Regions from separate parts of the Mus musculus genome. Here region 1 is linked to region 2. A link is a contact called in ENCODE Hi-C or POLR2A ChIA-PET data. All regions are on one chromosome and are shown on one strand. The core of a region is the stretch at or near the end of the contact, and the rest is flanking DNA. Distances in the headings are between cores, read along the strand shown. Region 1 holds the start of Eif4ebp2 (eukaryotic translation initiation factor 4E binding protein 2). Region 2 holds the start of Sgpl1 (sphingosine phosphate lyase 1).

Region 1 (4,032 bases), core at 1,331-3,830, 300 kb before region 2:
GAGATCTGATGCCCTTTTCTGCCATGTAGATGTACGTGCAGAAAGAACATTCCTACATTAAAAAATACACAAGGAGCTCCTTCCCCTCTCTCTCTCCACATGCTTTTGGCCTCTCTCTCTCTCTCTCTCTCTCTCTCTCTCTCTCTCTCTCTCTCTCTCTCTCTGTCTCTCTCTCTCTCACACACACACACACACACACACACTTTTTCTCAACTCTCCTCCCCATCCCCTGAATAAACTCTATTCTATACTAAAAAGCAAAACAACAAAACAAAAACAAATAAATAAAATTTTAAGAAAGAAGAAGAAAATGTACCACCCACAGGATCACCTAAGGTCTCAATCTGATGAAGACACTGTCTCGATTGAGGTTTTCTTTCTCAGAGGACTCTAGCTTGTGTCAAGTTAAGGAAAAAAAAATCTAACCAGGATACGTTGCAACAGGGTCTCATTGAACTTTGAGCTGGGGTGGAAACCAGCAAGCCCCAGTTATAACCCCAGCCTCTGCTCTCCACAGCATGGGGGATGCTTCATATACGGCCTTGGGTTTTTGTTGTTGTTGTTGTCTTTTCAAGACAAGGTTTCTCTTGTGTAGTCCTGCCTGTTCTGGAACTTACTCAGTAGACCAGGCTGGCCTCAAACGCAGAGATCCACCTGCCTCTGCCTCCCAAGTGCTGGAATGTCTGGACTTTAAAAAAATTTTTTTTTTTTATGTGGATGATGGGAATTGAACTCAAGTCCTGATGCTTACATAGTAAGCAATCTTACAAGTGGACCTGTCTCCTCATCTTGTTCTTTTCATTAGTTTTTCAGACAGTCTCTTGTATCCCTGGCTGGCCTCAAACTAGTTGTGAAGCTTAGGTGAACCTTACACTCCTAACCATCCTGCTATTTTTTTTTTTTTTTTTGAGACAGGGTTTCTCTGTGTAGCCCTGGCTGTCCTGGAACTCACTCTGTAGACCAGGCTGGCCTCGAACTCAGAAATCCACCTGCCTCAGCCTCCCGAGTGCTGGGACTAAAGGCGTGCGCCACCATGCCCGGCTTATCCTGCTATTTCTTGTAGTGCTTTGTCTACATATATGTAAATGCATCATGTTACATCATGTTACATCTCTGCCTGGTGTTGCAGAGATCAGAAGATAAGGTAGGTCAGATTCCCTGAACTGGAGTTATGGGTGCTTCTGAGCCACTACAAGTGTGCTAGGTACTAAACTCTGGTCCTCTCGGTGCTCTGCAACAGCAACAAGCGCTCTTAACTACTGAGCCCTTCCTCAGAGTCATTGATGGTTAAACCCTTAGTTCATCGTGTACGCATTGCTTTCCTTTAATAATGAGCAATTAAAATTATACTTCTTAAAATAACTTTGATTAGCTGGGTGTGGTGGTGCACGACTTTAATCCCAGCACTCAGGAGGCAGAAGCAGGTGGATTTCTGAGTTCGAGGCTAGCCTGGTCTACAAAGTGAGCTCCAGGACAGCCAGGATATACAGAGAAACCCTGTCTCGAAAAACCAACCAACGAAACAAACAAACAAACAAACAAACAAAAACTTTGATTACATTTATTTATTTATGGGCAGGCAGATGGGTGCTCATGGACTAGTGGAGAAGTCAGAGGATAACTTGGGAGAGTCGGTCTCCCCTTTCACCTTGTGGCTTCTGGGTGGTGGAACTCAGGTCTGCAGGCTTGGTGACAAATGCCTTTCTTTACCTGCTGAGCCATCTTGTGGGCTCCCAGAGTTATAATTTTTTAAAAAGATTTATTTATTTATTTTATGTATATGAGTACGCTGTAGCTGTCTTCAGACACATCAGAAGAGGGCATCGGATCCCATTACAGATAGTTGTGAGCCACCATGTGGTTGCTGATTTGAACTCAGGATCTCTAGAAGACAGTGCTCTTAACCACTGAGCCATCCCTCCAGCCCGAGTTATACTTTTAATGGTTAGATATAGATGGGAATATGAAGTAAGCCCTAAGAAAGTACTGTTAGTCCACACTTACACACCACAAACAATTACACACACACACACACACACACACACACACACACACACACACACACACACACACACACACACACACACACACACACACACACACACACACACACACACACACACACACACACACACACACACACACACACACACACACACACACCCCGCTTCCCCCCCCTCCCGCGTGCCTTAATCACCTACACTCAGCTTCACTGGGAGTCTATTATGTTCCTCTGAACTCAGCCCCGCCCCTCAAAGTCCCGCCCACCCTAAGGCTCCACCCTTCAACACTTCCTTTTTCCCGGATTTCCGGGTTCACCCTCTGCCTCTAGCCTTCGGCTGCCTCAGTCACGCCCCCAGCTACCCGCCCACTCGCCTCAGACACGCCCTCCAACGTCACGTCCGGCTTCCATATTGTCCCTCCCTCTACTACCCCTTGCTCCCGCCTTCGACCGCTTCCGGTAGTCATCGTTGCCGCTGCTGCCGCTGCTGCTCCTGCTGCTGCTGAGGCTGCAGGCGGAGGCCGGAGGACCGGGCGGCGGCGGCGGCGGCGGCAGCGGGAGCGGTATCGCAGCGGGACGACCGGGCGAGAGCAGGCGAGTTGAGAGCCGAGCGTGAGGAGCCAGAGCCGCCCGGCCCCGCCGCCGCCGCCGCCGCCGCCGCCGCCGCTGCTGCACAAAGCCTCGAGCCCGCGTCGGAGCCATGTCCGCGTCGGCCGGTGGTAGCCACCAGCCCAGCCAGAGCCGCGCCATCCCCACGCGCACCGTGGCTATCAGCGACGCCGCGCAGCTACCTCAGGACTACTGCACCACGCCCGGGGGGACGCTGTTCTCCACAACGCCGGGAGGTGAGCCGCGCCCGGCCTGCCCGCCATCACGGCTGGCGCGTGGCACTGCATGCTCGACCAACAGCTTCCTCCCCGCTGCCCGTACGGTGTGCTGCAGACCGTGCATTCTGCGCAGCGGGGCTTGCCTCTGGAGCTGTCCTACGGGCTTTGGGGAGAGGGAAGTCGGGGAGACGGACCTGGCGCGGAAGCCTAAGATGACTGGTCTGGCTGCGCCGAGAGTTCCGAGACGAGGCTGGCATGCACTCTGCATGCCTCGCCCAGTGTTAGCCTCCTTTGACAGCATTGTTTACTTTGTTAGAGGAGTCATCAAAGGTTGGGGGAGCCCCAGCTCCCACAAGTGGGACGTGTAAAATAGCTCCTTTGGTATCCAAGAAGTTGTTGGCTTTGGTAGAGGCGCTGTCAGGTTTCAGATCAGGGCTTTCGAAGAGCGGTTTTAAAGGTGCTTTGTCAAACAGCACACACTAGTCGGGTTAGGTTGCTTGATCCTAGGGAAAGGGCTTGTAGAAAAAAGCGATGCAAAGGGAGGTTCCTGAAGTTGCTTTTCAAAAGATGGCCGGGATCCGTTTACTATCACTGGAGAAGAGGTAAATAAAGTATGTTGAATTGGTCACGAGAGGAGGAAGCGCAAAGGTTGTTTGTCTCTTTTCTGGGCTGTTCTCTAAGAGGGAGGAGCCTGGAAGGGGTTCTTCCGGTGCCTTCATGAAGGGAACTGGCTTTCTGTCCCTAATCTCAGAACTTTGCCTTCTTTTGGTGACCCCGGGGGCTGGGCTTCAGCTAGAGGGTGAAGATTTGGTTAGCAGCCCTTACAGTCTATAGATCGCTGATCATGAGACAGGACTCCTAACCAATCACTTAAAAGTGGGCCTGGCCATCCTGGAATCTTGTGCAATTGGAAGGCACAGAGTAAGGGGACCTTGCCAACACCAAGAGACAGCAGTCCAGAAGGCTGTGTGTGGTAGTTAGGGCTGTGACCCTACTACTCCAGAAAGACGGGGTAGGAGAATGGCAGTTTAAGGCTAGCCCTGGCAATATAATGAGTTCCAAGGCCAGGCAGTGGTGGCACACACCTTTAATCCCAGCACTTGGGAGGCAGAGGCAGGCGGATTTGGAGTTCAGCCTGGTCTACAGAGGAGTTTCAGGACAGCCAGGGCTATACTGAGAAACCCTGTCTCAAAAAAAAAAAAA
Region 2 (4,321 bases), core at 1,281-3,780:
TGGGGTGGGATATTCTTTTTTTTTTTTTTTTTTATTATATGTAAGTACACTGTAGCTGTCTTCAGACACTCCAGAAGGAGTCAGATCTCGTTACAGATGGTTGTGAGCCACCATGTGGTTGCTGGGATTTGAACTCTGGACCTTCGGAAGAGCAGTCGGGTGCTCTTACCCACTGAGCCATCTCACCAGCCCCCGGGGGTATTCTTAAGTATTAAATAATTCTACATGCATCTGGCAGCTAAGGAGAGGGCTGGAGACAGTACCTCTGATCTGAAGAAGTCCTAAAAGAGGGAACTTATGTAACTCTTAAGAGCAGGCATTGGAAGGGCGTGTGTCAACCAGGGGTTATTTCAGGGGATCTGGATGGAGGAGAGAGGTACCTGGGGCTTTTGGTTGTATAAGGGTGATGAAGGCCCAACAACCTGCCAGATCTCTTTAGGGTCTTAACTGCTGTGAGAGGGAGACTGGGTGCTGTCACGGGATGCAGAGGAGGTAAAATGTCCCATCTCGGACACACTAGGTGGAGATAAGAATGCCATTGCTAACCACACCCTCATTTGAGTATCAGCATTCACAAGGGGGCAAAGTTGGCTGTCACTGCTGTCACTGTGCTGTCACCTGCTCCAGCACTTCAGTGTAGTCATTCCTATTTGAAAGGTCAATTCGGGGTTTTTTTTTCCCCCAACCTAGTGTGAAGGGTGACCTTTGTGACCTTGGGGGTCCTTCCACTTGAATTGTAGTGCTTGCCAGCTTTGCTTCTGAAAAAAACATTTCTGCCCAGTATTTATACCATTTGCCCTCTGTTTATTTCTTTTGGGGAAGTGAAGGCTGGGGTGGTATTATTTCCATTAACCAAGTTGACATGCTTTTTTCATTCAGACATCTTTAACCTTGATGGGAAAATCAAGTTTCCAACACAGAAAAGAGACCAAGGGCCAACCCCTTGCTCACTCAGTGAACATAACACAAGTTAAAGTCATCTCAGAGGAGGGAATATTGATTAAGAAAATGCCTCTATGAGATTCAGGCTATAGGCAAACCTGTAGGGCATTTTCTTAATTAGGGATTGATGGGGGAGGTCGCAGCCCACTGTGGGTGGTGCTATCCCTGGGTTGGTGGTCCTGGGTTCTATAAGCAAGCCAGCCATGAGGAGCAGGGCAGTAAGCAGCACTCCTTCATGGCCTCTGCATCAGCTCCTGCCTTCAGGTTTTGCCCTGTTTGAGCTCCTGTCCTGACTTCTTTTGTTGATGAACAGTGCTCTGGACGTGTAAGCCAAATAAACCCTTTCTTCCCCATATTTCTTTGGTCATGGTGTTTCATCACAGCAATAGAAACCCTAAAACAGTAAAATCTCAAAGCTCTTCCTTTAAAGACCCAGGTTAGGTGGTTGCTCAGATTAGTCTTGTCTGCAGACACTGGCTGGAAGTGACCAATTGTGTCCAGAATGCAAGGGTTGGGGTGGGGAATAGGGTCTTATTTTGAAGCCCCGGTTGGCTTCAAAATTGCCTCAGGAATTACAGGAACAAACCACCACACCAGGTTCAAGTTAATTATTTCAAGCATTTATTTTTATTTATGTGTAAGCGTGTGTGTGTGTGTGTGTGTGTTTATGGCCTCAGAGGCCAGAAGACAATGTCAGAGTCCATGGACCGGGAGTGGTGTTTGGGAGCCATCTTAAGTGGGTGCTGGGACCCAGCCTCACTGAGCCCTCCCTCCCCAATCACTTCACATAACCAGCTTTTTATGGGTATAATTTCAGTACTTGGGAGCCTAAAGCAGGAAGATTGATTCAAGTTCAAGGCCAGTTTATAGCTTACACGACAGAGTGAGACCCTGTCTCAAACACTAACCAGCCCCTAAACTGTTGAGTGTAGTGGCTGGCAGGAAGATTGTGAGTTCAAAGTTATCCTAAGATACAGGACCAGTTTGGGGCCAGCATGACCTAAGTCAGAACTTGGATCAAAACAAAGAATTGTTAAGAGAGATGTCACCTTAGATTTTTGGAAGGCTGTGATGAGGCGGGAGAAAACCTAGATCAAAGCCTTTGACTGCCCTACAGAAAGACCTCAAAGCCAGTCTCGGCAACTTAGTATAAAAAGCCTGCATCACAAAACAACAACAAACAACAATAGCAACAAAAGACAAACACAAAGAGTAGCCTGAAGAAGTTGTAAACTCACAGGGCCAGCTGCTGGCGAAAGGTGAGACCCCTAGACACCCTATCTGGCTTAGACACAGTCCCTACCCGGCCAGCAGGCGGCGCGCACGCCCACACGGCTCTGGGCGCCCCGAACCTTGGCGCCGAGCCTCTCAACCCTGGCGCCATTACTTAGCCCTGGCCACAAACTCTCGCCTGAGTTCCCCCGACACCACAGCCCGGACCCAGCAGTAGGCGGGCGGAGGGCTGCGGGGCGAGCCGAGCCCAGCGCGGCGTCGGACGTGCGCGCGCCCGACAGCGGCAAGGGCGCGCACGGCCCGGGCTCCTGGAGGCGGGCGGGTACCCCAAGGCCATTTCCGGGAGGGGCGGGGCCGGGGGCGGCGCACCTCCAATCTCTGCGGCGGCGGCGGAAGGGGGAACCCGGGTCCCGTGGCCAGCGAGTGAGTCGCTCGCAGAACCGAGGCGCGTGAGGTGGGCGGCGGCCAGCGGAGCCTCTGCGGGGAAAGAAGGAGCCGGGTCCACAGCCTGAGGAGGTGGAGCTGCCGCGGCGGGCTGGACCCGGCGGGAGCAGTGGGGAGCCGAGAGGAGCTGGAGGGATCCGGGCCCGGGCTGAGGGGAGAGGAGGGAGGCCGAGCTGTGGTTGGGGAGCCGAGAGGGAATTGGGTTGTGGGGAGCTGCGCGGAGGGAACCGGGCTGTGGGGAGCTGCGCTGAGGGAGGCAGGTCTGTGGTTCATGGAGAGCTGGGCTGAGGGGAGCGCGGCTGAGGAAAGCAGGGCCCGAGCTGAGAGGGAGCCGGGCTGAGGGAGAGCTGGGCTGAGGGGAGCGCGGCTGAGGAAAGCGGGGCCCGAGCTGAGAGGGAGCCGGGCTGAGGGAGAGCTGGGCTGAGGGGAGCGGGGCCCGGGCTGAGGGGGAGCAGGGACCGGGCTGAGGGGAGCAAGGGTTCAGGCTGAGAGGGTCCTGGGCTGAGGGGAGCGGGGCCCGAGCTGAGAGGGAGCCGGGCTGAGGGAGAGCCGGGCTGAGGGAAGCGGTGCCCGGGCTGAGGGAAGCAGGGCTCAGGCTGAAAGGGAGTGGGCTGAGAGGAAGCTGAGCTGAGGGGTGCAGGTCCGTGGCACAGGGAGAGGTGGGATGAGGGAAGCGGGGCCCAGACTGAGGGGAGCAGCGCCTGGGCTGAGGGGGAGCCGGGCTGAGAAGGAGCAAACTGAGGGGTGCGGGCCCCAGACTGAGGGGAGCAGGGTCGGGGCTGCGGGGTCGGGGCTGAGGGGAGCGGGGCCCAGGCTGAGGGGAGCAGGGCCCAGGCTGAGAGGGTCCTGGGCTTAAGGGAGTCAGGCTAAGAGGGGGCGGGCTGAGGGGAGCCGGGCCTGGTCTGAGGGGGCTGGGTCCGGGCTGATGGGGAGCCGAGCTGCGGGGTGTGGGTTCCCGACTGCTGTGGGGCGTCGGAGAGACCCAGGCTCGAGTCTGTGGCCGGGGCTGAGTAGTGGCGCCAGGCTACAGGGGCGCGGGGGAAAGGCAGGCCGGGCTGGAGGAGTCCCGGGTCCCGCTGTGCCGAGAGGCGGCGGCGCTGCCGTGGGCCCGGGGAAGGGGCGTGTCCCCGCGTGCACGCCGCGGGCTCCACTGCTCCGGGGTGCCGGGGTCGGCTGGAGCGCTGCCAAAGCCGGCAGGGGGATCCCGCGGAGGGGCAGCGCCGGCCGGGCTGCCGAGTAAACAGCTGCGTTTCCCCTTTGCAGACGCAGAGGCAGGGCAGCCCCGGGGAGGGAGCCGGCTGCAGAGGAAGATGCCCGGAACCGACCTCCTCAAGCTGGTGAGTCGGATCCTTTCTCTCTCGCTCAGAAGGCTCTGAGTCATGGGACCGCTTCCCCTCCGATGCCTTGCTTTTGCTCAAAGCTCAGCATTCGCTGCCACTTTTTTCTTTTTGTTTTGTTTGCTTTGGAAACTGGCGTGAATGCTCGGGGTGAATAAATGGATGAATACGGTGGATGCAGAACTTAGAAATTCCCTGAGGATCTTTCTACAGCCCTTGCTCACGGCTTTTCTCTCTTTCTTCTCCTACCACTAGAGCAATTGCTTTTGTTTTGTTTCTGAAACAATGGCTGCCTCTGGAACTCAGGGTGGCCTGGAACTTAGCAGGTACACTTGGCCTTGAACTTTTAGTCATTTCCCTCTACC

Evidence for each region. Hi-C counts contacts between places; a loop is a spot of excess contacts on that map. ChIA-PET counts read pairs that join two places held with the same protein, here RNA polymerase II (POLR2A).
Region 1: a loop to region 2 is called in a map of v-Abl transformed pro-B cells, with 2.3 times the contacts of the local background. The contact joins the promoter of Eif4ebp2 here to the promoter of Sgpl1 in region 2. A Hi-C loop is called at or near these places in 1 of 37 maps with a recorded cell type or tissue (v-Abl transformed pro-B cells). POLR2A ChIA-PET finds 5 or more read pairs at or near these places in 1 of 5 experiments (embryonic stem cell).

Annotation. Positions count from the first base shown.
Region 1 is chr10:61,451,217-61,455,248 of GRCm38, reverse strand. Eif4ebp2 (eukaryotic translation initiation factor 4E binding protein 2) reads left to right here and starts at 2,580. Exons shown (of 3, transcript NM_010124.2): 1 at 2,580-2,847. The coding sequence starts at 2,703.
Region 2 is chr10:61,145,893-61,150,213 of GRCm38, reverse strand. It overlaps Sgpl1 (sphingosine phosphate lyase 1), which reads left to right and starts at 2,530. Exons shown (of 15, transcript NM_009163.4): 1 at 2,530-2,691; 2 at 3,883-3,956. The coding sequence starts at 3,930.